Linked DNA regions of Homo sapiens: region 2 is linked to region 1. A link is a loop called in an ENCODE intact Hi-C map of the cell type or tissue named here. Cell type or tissue: PC-3. All regions are shown on one strand. Links, peaks and the distances in the headings refer to the core of each region. The heading gives the core; the rest is flanking DNA.

Region 1 (4,399 bases), core at 254-4,253:
AAATGCAGTTCCACAGCTATTTCCTCTAGGTTTCTAAGACTATTATGGTACTGAATTAAAAGGTACCAATTCTGTAGTTTAGGTGAGTGTTAAATGTTAAGACATAACATTTTAAAAATACAGAGAGCTACAAAGTGCATAATATTTTCTTCTAATGGAACTCAAATATGCTTCCTTATCTTCTATAAAGTCACTTAAATATACTGTACATTATATTGTCCAAAGATCCTTGTATAAGAGTCTACCAGTTAATTTCCTCTTGAATTTAGTGCTAGAAAAAGTTTCTCCTTCCTTGAGAAGTGGTATGTTTTGTTTTTGCCAGATAATGAAAGTAAGTTTACTCCTTGTTTCCCATTTTGTCTTGGCTTTCAGAAAACTTGATGCTCAGGTTCATGTTTAATCTGATGTATTTAATTCCTCTTTGAAAGACTCGGCTGGGTGTGGTGGCTCATGCCTGTAATCCCAGCACTTTGGGAGGCTGAGGCAGGTGGATCACCTGCGGCCAGGAGTTCGAGACCAGCCTGGCCAACATGGTGAAACCCTGTCTCTACTAAAAATACAAACATTAGTGAGGCGTGGTGGCTTACACCTGTAGTCCCACCTACTCGGGAGGGTGAGGCAGGAGAATTGGCAGGAGAATTGCTCGAATCCCGGAGGCGGAGATTGCAGTGAGCCGAGATCGCACCACTGCACTCCACCCTGGGCAACAGAGTGAGACTCTGTCTCAAAAAACAACGACAACAAAAACAAACAAAAGACTTAATTGTCTCATTCTATTCTAATATTTTAATGACCTTTTACTACAAGCCACCAAATATACTTTTGGGCCATAGATGTAACATGAAGTTTAAATTAAGCTGCCTTAATAAACAACACAAGCTAATTAAGATTGCTTGAGAACACTAAGATTTTTACAACTGAGCAACAACTTTAGAATCAGATTCTAAAGCTAGCAGATATCATCTTCTATGCACATGTTTGCTTTACAAAGATTGGAAACCACAGGGAGTTAAAAAAGTGTAAAGTAGAGACTATAATGCAAAAAGTTAAAAAAAAAGAAACAACACTTACCACTTATATTCATTTTCTGTAAATGAAATGCAACCCTGCTAAAAATAACTGGAGGCTGCCAGAGTTCACACATCTTACCATAAGCTGTTTGTGATGGTCCTGAAGTATCTCTGCATCAAGGTTAGAATCAATAGGGACAATTTCATTTTTCCTTCTGTCAATGTTCTCCAGCATAAGAAGCAAACCATGGCTCATTTCATGGAAACCCTACAGAAAACAGTTTAAAGTAACTGTAAATAAAATATTTTTATTTCTCTCAAAACTTAAATGTCTTTCAACTGCCACCATTAGCAAACATACTTGGTTTTAAGAACATACATGCAACTCCTTTCTGAGGAAGGCACTGGTGCTGTTGTAATGACCTGATCGTGAGTTCACGTTCTTACCAAAAGCATCTAATTTATTACTTGGAGGACAATTTAGACGAAAGGAAAACTGGCATCAACATACGTTATTTCTGAAAAAAGGGTAGTGCTATTATACAGTTTGGAAGGAAGCAACTCTGCTGCCCTCTCTTCTCTGTGTAGTCAAATCTTTCCATATTTTAAGGCCCACCTAGGCTGAATCTCATATCCCCTTCATTCATTCATTTATTCACTCATTCATTCATCCATTTATTTATTCAACATACAGTTACTAAAGATCTCCTACAGATAAGGCACTGTACTAGGAGTGGGTGCAGAGGTGAAACAGCAGTTTAGGTACCCGCTTTCAAGGAACTATTATATTACTCTTGGGGCACATATAAACCTGGAGAGCAGGCTTCAACTCCTTCCAGGGCTTTCCATGGCGCTCAGAATATGATCCAATCTCCTGGCCTGGACCTACAAAGCCATCTGGTTCCTGACCACCTCCTCAGTCTTTCTTCTCACTCCCTGGCTCAGCTCACCGACTACACTCTGGTCACAATGGCCTGTTTTCTGTTCCTAAAGACACTAAGTCCTTTCCTGCTTCTGGGACTTTCCATTTATTATATTACCTTCATAGCAACATCCTTCCAATGTTAGCTCAAAGAGCCAAATAAATTCCCTGACTACCCTCTCAAAGTGGCTTTTCTCAGTTACTTTTATCATCCACGTCTGCAAGTATCTGGTTTAACTATTTGCTTGCATTTTATTGATCTTGTCTTCCCCAACAAAAGCAGAGGCCATGCTGTATTCAATGTTTTAGCACCACGTCTGCCATATGGTGGACGCCCAGCAAGTAATTACAGTATGAATGGAAAAACAAATATTTGCAATGCTCACTTTGATGTTCAAGAAGGGTCTGCCTACTTGCCCAGTAAATATCTGTTGAATAAATAAAGGAAATAAATGAATGAGTCATAGAAGGAGCGTTGCGACGGAGATAAACATGAGGAATAGTCTCTTCTTATCTGGACAGAAGATAGGACCTAGAGATTTTGAACATGATCATGAACATGTAGAAATGCTCCAGTAAAATGAAAAGTTTGGGCACAAGGTTATCTCACTGAAATACTGACTTTGGGGAGCAACTGCGTCCCTCTAGAAACCATGATACATCAAGTCACACACTCAGCTAAATTGCTAATGTCTCTCTCTGAGTCACCTCCTGCCCAAAGCTCTACAGACCTGGCACTGCATCAGGGCATCCTGCAGCAGGCCCCGCCACTCCTCCAGCAGAGAGCACACTCGGTCCCAGCGCCCATTCATCTGCGACAAGCGATCCTGCAGGTCCCGGCTCTCCTTGCTGTCAGCCTGGGTGAACTCAGGGCTGCAGAGATTGATGGAGAGGATGATGGCTTTGCGGTGGTCCACAGCTTTCTGGAGCTCCTGAAAAGAACAAAAAAGACAATCAAACAAGGACAATAATGACAAAGATATTTTCCCTTGAAAATGTTTCACATGAATGAAAAGATCCATTAATTTAAACTGGCCTTAACAGGATGGCTAGGTAAAAGACAGAGGGTGCGTACCACTGAGAACTGTATGGCAGTTGGAAGAAATGAATTAGATGAGTACTTAACAACATGGATGAATCTTAAGAAAACAGGGTGTAGAGTGAAAACGTCAGAAACAGAATGTTACATGGAACACAACAGCCTCAATACATTCACACACACAAATCCACATTTTTAAAGAATATATCTGAACAAAGAAGGTCTGCCACATATTTCAGAATAGCTACCATTTTGAAAATCAAATGGGAACTTAGAGTTCAGCCAGGGTAGGGGGTGCAGGGGGGAGGAATAAAGAGGAGTCTTGTAGGAGGCAACAATAACGCTAGGCAATGACCTCATTAAGGAGTATGATTGAGTCCACACTCTGTACAGAGGTTCAACCACAACAAAATTCAAATTTGTGGGCCTAAAAATGAAGCAAAGAAAACAGATGCCAGGGCCCTGGGATCCAGATGTACTGAGTCTGCAGGCTCAGTGGCCCACAGGCTGAGAATACTGCCTGTGCCACACTGATGTGAAGGTAGAGAGAATGAATTGGGTATTTCATGAGCTAACCAGTTAGGTTTGATTTCACAAAAACCAGGTGACTGATTTTTGGCTTTGTGCATTTCCAAAACACCCAGTGCTCAATTCCAAGAACTTGAGCACAGGAGTCTGTATTAGTAATTGAGTATCTAGGTACTGTTTAAAATCCCCCAATCCAGTTAGGGTGAGAGATCCTGGAAGTCACATTGACCTAGGCTGCATTTTGAAATCATTTCTCACTAGCCCTGCAATGTTCCCAATCTGTCTTGATTTTGCACTTTTCAATAGGTTCTTAACATACTGTAGAATAGATTCAACCACACAGACAACATGGGTTTAAGAGACACTGTGGAAAATACTTGATTATTCCACAGATTTATTCAGAGAAAATACAGACAGGAAGCATCAGGAGAAAGTACAAAGGAGGATGTCTTTTTTCTTGTCATGCCGGATGACTTTCAAGGTCTTATTTCCCTACCCTAATCTCTCTGAGGTCTCAGACCCTGGCCAGCATTTGCTTCATCAACTTTTTAAGGAATCTGGTTATAATGCAACATGGCCTTACTAGAGTAATTTAGGGACTCTAGATAAAAATGCATTTCATAATGCAGCCATTGTAAATCTCTCTCACGTGGTACTTTGTCCTGAAATTCATGGGGTAGTGTAGAGGCCTTTCTATAGGGATGCACCTTTTGGATCACCTGGAGGGGAGATTCATTTCTCTTGTTTGAAGTTTTCTGTTTGAAAATTTAAAACAGACCAGGCGCAATGGCTCATGCTTGTAATCCCAGCAATTTGGGAGGCCGAGGCGGGCGGATCACTTGAGGTCAGGAATTCGAGACCAGCCTGGCCAACATGGCAAAACCCTGTCTCTACTAAAAA
Region 2 (4,399 bases), core at 261-4,260, 74 kb after region 1:
TGACTTTAAGGGAAGAGGAACTCATTGGATACACTGGGGAGAACTCACTAGAGTGATAGGAGATATCTCTCTAAGATGCTAGAAGCCTGAAGGTAAGGGGCAACCTGGAAATGAACAAAGAACTCAAACAGGACAGGGCTTCCTGTCTTCTTTGGAATACTCAAGTTACGTGTTTAAATTGCTCAAGAATAAAATGTATGCAAGCAACATGAAGTTTTTCTTCCCTTGCCATTACCTTTTCATCCCTGCTGGGATTTAGTGAGCTGCGGCAGGCCATAGTGTGTGAAGTGTAAGCAGCCTTTGTGAGAGGCTGGGGCTTACTATCATTTCACCATTAGATATGGGCTTTGTATTGCAATCATTTTGTATATTTCTGTTGACATTTGAGAACAATGTTTGTCCCAGCTGCAATGTCACTCTAGAGTCCTTTTGAAAAACCGAGGCGAAGGTAAAGTGTGCGGTGGAAATGCCTAAGAGGTGTGAGAACACTGTGTTTTGCATCTTACCTGCACTTCATCAAAGAGGGTCCTTGCTTGTTGCAGTGGTATAGGAACACTTCCGAGACCACTCATGGGGAGGTAGGACACTTCAACCAACCATTTACGAAGCTTTTCTGCCATCTCCCTATAGCGCTGCCACTGGCGAATCTGGCTGTCAATGATCCCCCGCCTCTGCTGGGCCCTGCGAATCACTCCCTGCCATTGATTACTGAGGAGTGTCAATTTCAGGTTGAATTCATCCCTAGTGAAGAAATAATTACATGGTAAAAAAGCACTGTTATCTTGGATGCAGTTACGCAATCAGCCAATGTATACACTGTCAACAACCCTAAGCCCTGAGAAGTGATCTAGGGCGGTGGTTTTTGAATATCATGCCATGATCTCTTACTGGGTTTTGGGTCTATTGCAATTAATTTTTAAAATTAAACCACCAGTGTTTGCAAATGGTGAGTGTTTTCATGTCTCAGCATAGGTTGAAGGCAAATATACAATAAGGTCATTGTCCTTCACTGTCTCCCTGAGAGCATGAGAGGGGAGGAGTGGACAGCTGCAGGTGCAACGGGAATAGCTGCAAATCCTAAGCAGCTCCATAGCAACATGTGCAGCTCGTGATGATGATATCATCTTGTGGGACACACTGCAGGAAAATGTGTGGAACAAGGCTTATGTAGAACCTCTGTCTTCAGTTCGAATCATAAGCCACTTGAATCAAATTATGTAATTTAAAAAGATTTTTTAAAAACTGTACTCCATAAACTCTCTCAGTATTCCCTCACAATAAACAGCCCCAACCTTTAGCAAATCATTCCAGATGTTCATCTGAATTATCTCTTCTACATTGTAGGCTGACTTCACTTTATTCTTAGAAAGATGAAAACTTGTTATCATAGTCTGTATAAATGTCATTAATATATTTAGAAATAATAAATTTTACTTAAGATTTCTCAAGTTCAGGCTAAAGTATATCAGGTCTTCTAATGTGTTCTTACCTCTCTGTTTTCTGGCTTTAAAAAAATATAGGTAGTTCTTTATTACGTTTTATTTAATATTTAATTTATGGCTCTAGAACTGGCTAGTAAGAGTCTGTCCCGCATGAAACAGAATGAGTTTCTATGTAGATTACAGTGTTATTCACACCTAAAGTGCAAGTAATGTTGCACTTTAATACTAAACACTTGCACTTCTCTATTACAATAGTTTTGCTTTTCTTCCTCAGATATACTATCCTCTTCTCTTGAGGGTAGCATCAACTTTGAATTGGACTTGCTATTGTGAACTTGTATCTTCTTGAAACTTCCTATTATCCAGAACCACTATAAACTTTGATTTTGTAACCAAATATGCTGTTAGTCCTAGAAACTTATTTAATGACTCAACTTAAACAAAAGGTGAATAACACCCAGACAACGTCAACAAAACAAGTATTAAAAATAAAATGTACTAAGTAAAGCCTCTGCAAAAAATTTCGTATGCCCTCTCATCTTAAAAATAGATCCATAATGGGCCGGGCCCGGTGACTCACGTCTTTAATCCCAGCACCTTGGGAGGCCGAGGTGGGTGGATCACCTGAGGTCAGGAGTTTGAGACCAGCCTGGCCAACATGGCGAAATCCCATCTCTATTACAAATACAAAAATTAGCCGGGCGTGGTGGTGCGTGCCTGTATTCCCAGCTACTTGGGAGGCTGAGACAGGAGAATCACTTGAACCCAGAAGGTGGAGGTTGCAGTGAGCCGAGATAGCGCCACTTCACTCTAGCCTGAGCGAAAGAGCAAGACGCTGTCTCAAAAAAGAAAAAAAAAAAAAATCCATGTGATAGCTACTTAGATTTTGATGATGACTTCTGTTTTTGAAAGGAAATTTTGCTGTATTAATCAATGTACTAGCATTCAAGTGTGATGAATTAGGTTCATGATACTTCCCTAAAAGTTACAAGCATCTGTCATCGCAGAAAATGTACAACTCCAGGACTTGAGAATATCGTATAATCTTGCTTTCCCTACCAGGTAACCATCCAAGGCCTCTTAGGATTCCCCACCCTCTCTTGATACAACCAAGCTGTCCCAAACTACCTGCCAGCATGAGGAATTACTTAAAACATGACACTGTTCCCTGTGCTGAACTTGAAGCTCTAAAAAACGTAACTCATAAATTAACTTTCAGAACAAAATACACTTGCAATCTGAGGCCTTCTTATTGTCAGTAGGCTCTAATCTGATTTTTTTTTCCCTTCAACTTTCAAAATTCTTTACCCTCAAGTCTAACCTCCCATTTTCATCTCTTTGGTGTATTTTCCCTAAATGTTAGTATTGAAAAGTTAATAGATGCTGGCTTGCATGTGAGTATTTAATTTTTATTTTACTTAATGACTCAAACATTTATAATATTGTTATAGAGTTGGCTAAGAAATGATAAAGCAAAAGATAAAAGTTAATTGTATTTGAATTTGTTTTATTTTCAAGGCCTTAAATTCTCAGGAAAGCTCCCATTTAAGTTTGGCTTACTTAGAGTAGAATAAATATAATATCACATTCTGTTGTTCCAAGCTTAACCATGAAGATCTTTTATGTACTTCCAAAGAAATAGCCACTTAAAACTGAAATTGCTTCTACAACATTAAAGACAAAACTCTCAATAAAAATAATTTATTTTTTATTTTTTGAAAAAATATCAAATTAATTTTAGTCACAACTACTGGTTCCTAAATATGAGAAAGGTATACATATGTAATAGAACACATGAGGCTAATACTCCAAATATCACCACGGAAAGTCGATTAGATAAAGTAAATATTGTTCCTAGGAAATGTAAATATAGTATGAAATTGTCATTTCTCATACCATAAATCTGGGGAGAAGCTAAATTTTTACCTCTCCATTTTTAATAAAGAGATAATTTGCTATTGTAAATGAAAAGGAAGAAAAGATTTCAGGCGGCATGTAATCTGACTTAAGGTAGCAAACCATTTTCAAACACAGAATTCTCATGGCATGAGAAAGCTGGCTGGTATGATCCAGTACTGACTGAAAACCAGACATGAGCTCCAGGCCTGATTCTGCTGCTACTTAGTTCTGTGACCCTGGTCAAATCAGTTCACATTTGTGGATTTTGGGTTTTTCATCTGTAAGTAAGAGAGATGGGCTAGTGATCTCTATGCTCCTTTTACAAAAAAATTTCTGTAATTATATAAGAATATTAGAAGCATCTGTTTACAAACCGTTGATAGGTCATTGATATGGTTCATGCTGATCTATTCATTAATTCCATTTCCTACAGATGACTAGTGAAGGTTGGCTAGGTGATTTCCAATTACTCTATGCCCTTCATATAATATAATAGCAGCTCTCCAAAAAAGATTCAATACTCATTCATTTCAGAGATTGAGACAAGTTTCTCCTCCAATTACTGAGGCCCCACTACAGTTCAATTGCCTCAGGAAGATTGGATATATGCCCTCCAATCTGCTCATTAAAAAGAAAATGACTAATTTACTGGAACCTTTCTTTGTAATAATTTATCAAAGATCCTACCTGTCATCAACTTGACCTTGTTCTAGAAGACGTTGCCCATCAATAATGATTGAGTGCAAAATCTGCTGACGACTGAACATCTCGGCTTGAAACAACTATAATTTAAAAAAAAGAAGAACATACTTTAGAGTTCCTAATTTTAGTGATCGGTTCTCTGATAACTTTCCAAATATTCTAGTTTTCGCAAGACTATGAAAGCTATCACCAGCTGAACCAGAAAATGTGTGAAATCCTGCAGTTTAGGAATCATTTATTTTTAAATCATCAATTAAGATACACTCAAAGATAAAGTTTAGTGTTTGGTTTACTAAAACTAGATGACCAAAAGTAGAATTATATTTCTCTTCTTTCTTTCAAAAACACCTAATAAA

What was found. Peaks named below come from ENCODE experiments on the same cell type or tissue, not always from the same donor. Only the 100,000 strongest peaks of a DNase experiment are listed, where the experiment ranks them.
Region 2: a loop joins it to region 1, with 6 times the contacts of the local background. A loop is called at or near these places in 2 of 110 quality-filtered maps.

The regions. Positions count from the first base shown.
Region 1 is chr6:152,133,955-152,138,353 of GRCh38, forward strand. It overlaps SYNE1 (spectrin repeat containing nuclear envelope protein 1), which reads right to left. Exons shown (of 146, transcript NM_182961.4): 141 at 2,664-2,864; 142 at 1,150-1,278. Among named protein-coding and RNA genes, the nearest start is that of SYNE1-AS1, 240 kb to the right of the region's middle. In PC-3, for the core only: a CTCF peak has its summit at 2,727 (motif pointing right); DNase peaks (open chromatin) are centred at 2,357 and 2,647; H3K4me3 peaks cover 804 bases; H3K27ac peaks cover 1,504 bases.
Region 2 is chr6:152,207,466-152,211,864 of GRCh38, forward strand. It overlaps SYNE1 (spectrin repeat containing nuclear envelope protein 1), which reads right to left. Exons shown (of 146, transcript NM_182961.4): 124 at 4,029-4,123; 125 at 507-741. Among named protein-coding and RNA genes, the nearest start is that of SYNE1-AS1, 170 kb to the right of the region's middle. In PC-3, for the core only: no CTCF peak of the experiment used is centred there; a DNase peak (open chromatin) is centred at 1,896; H3K27ac peaks cover 2,518 bases.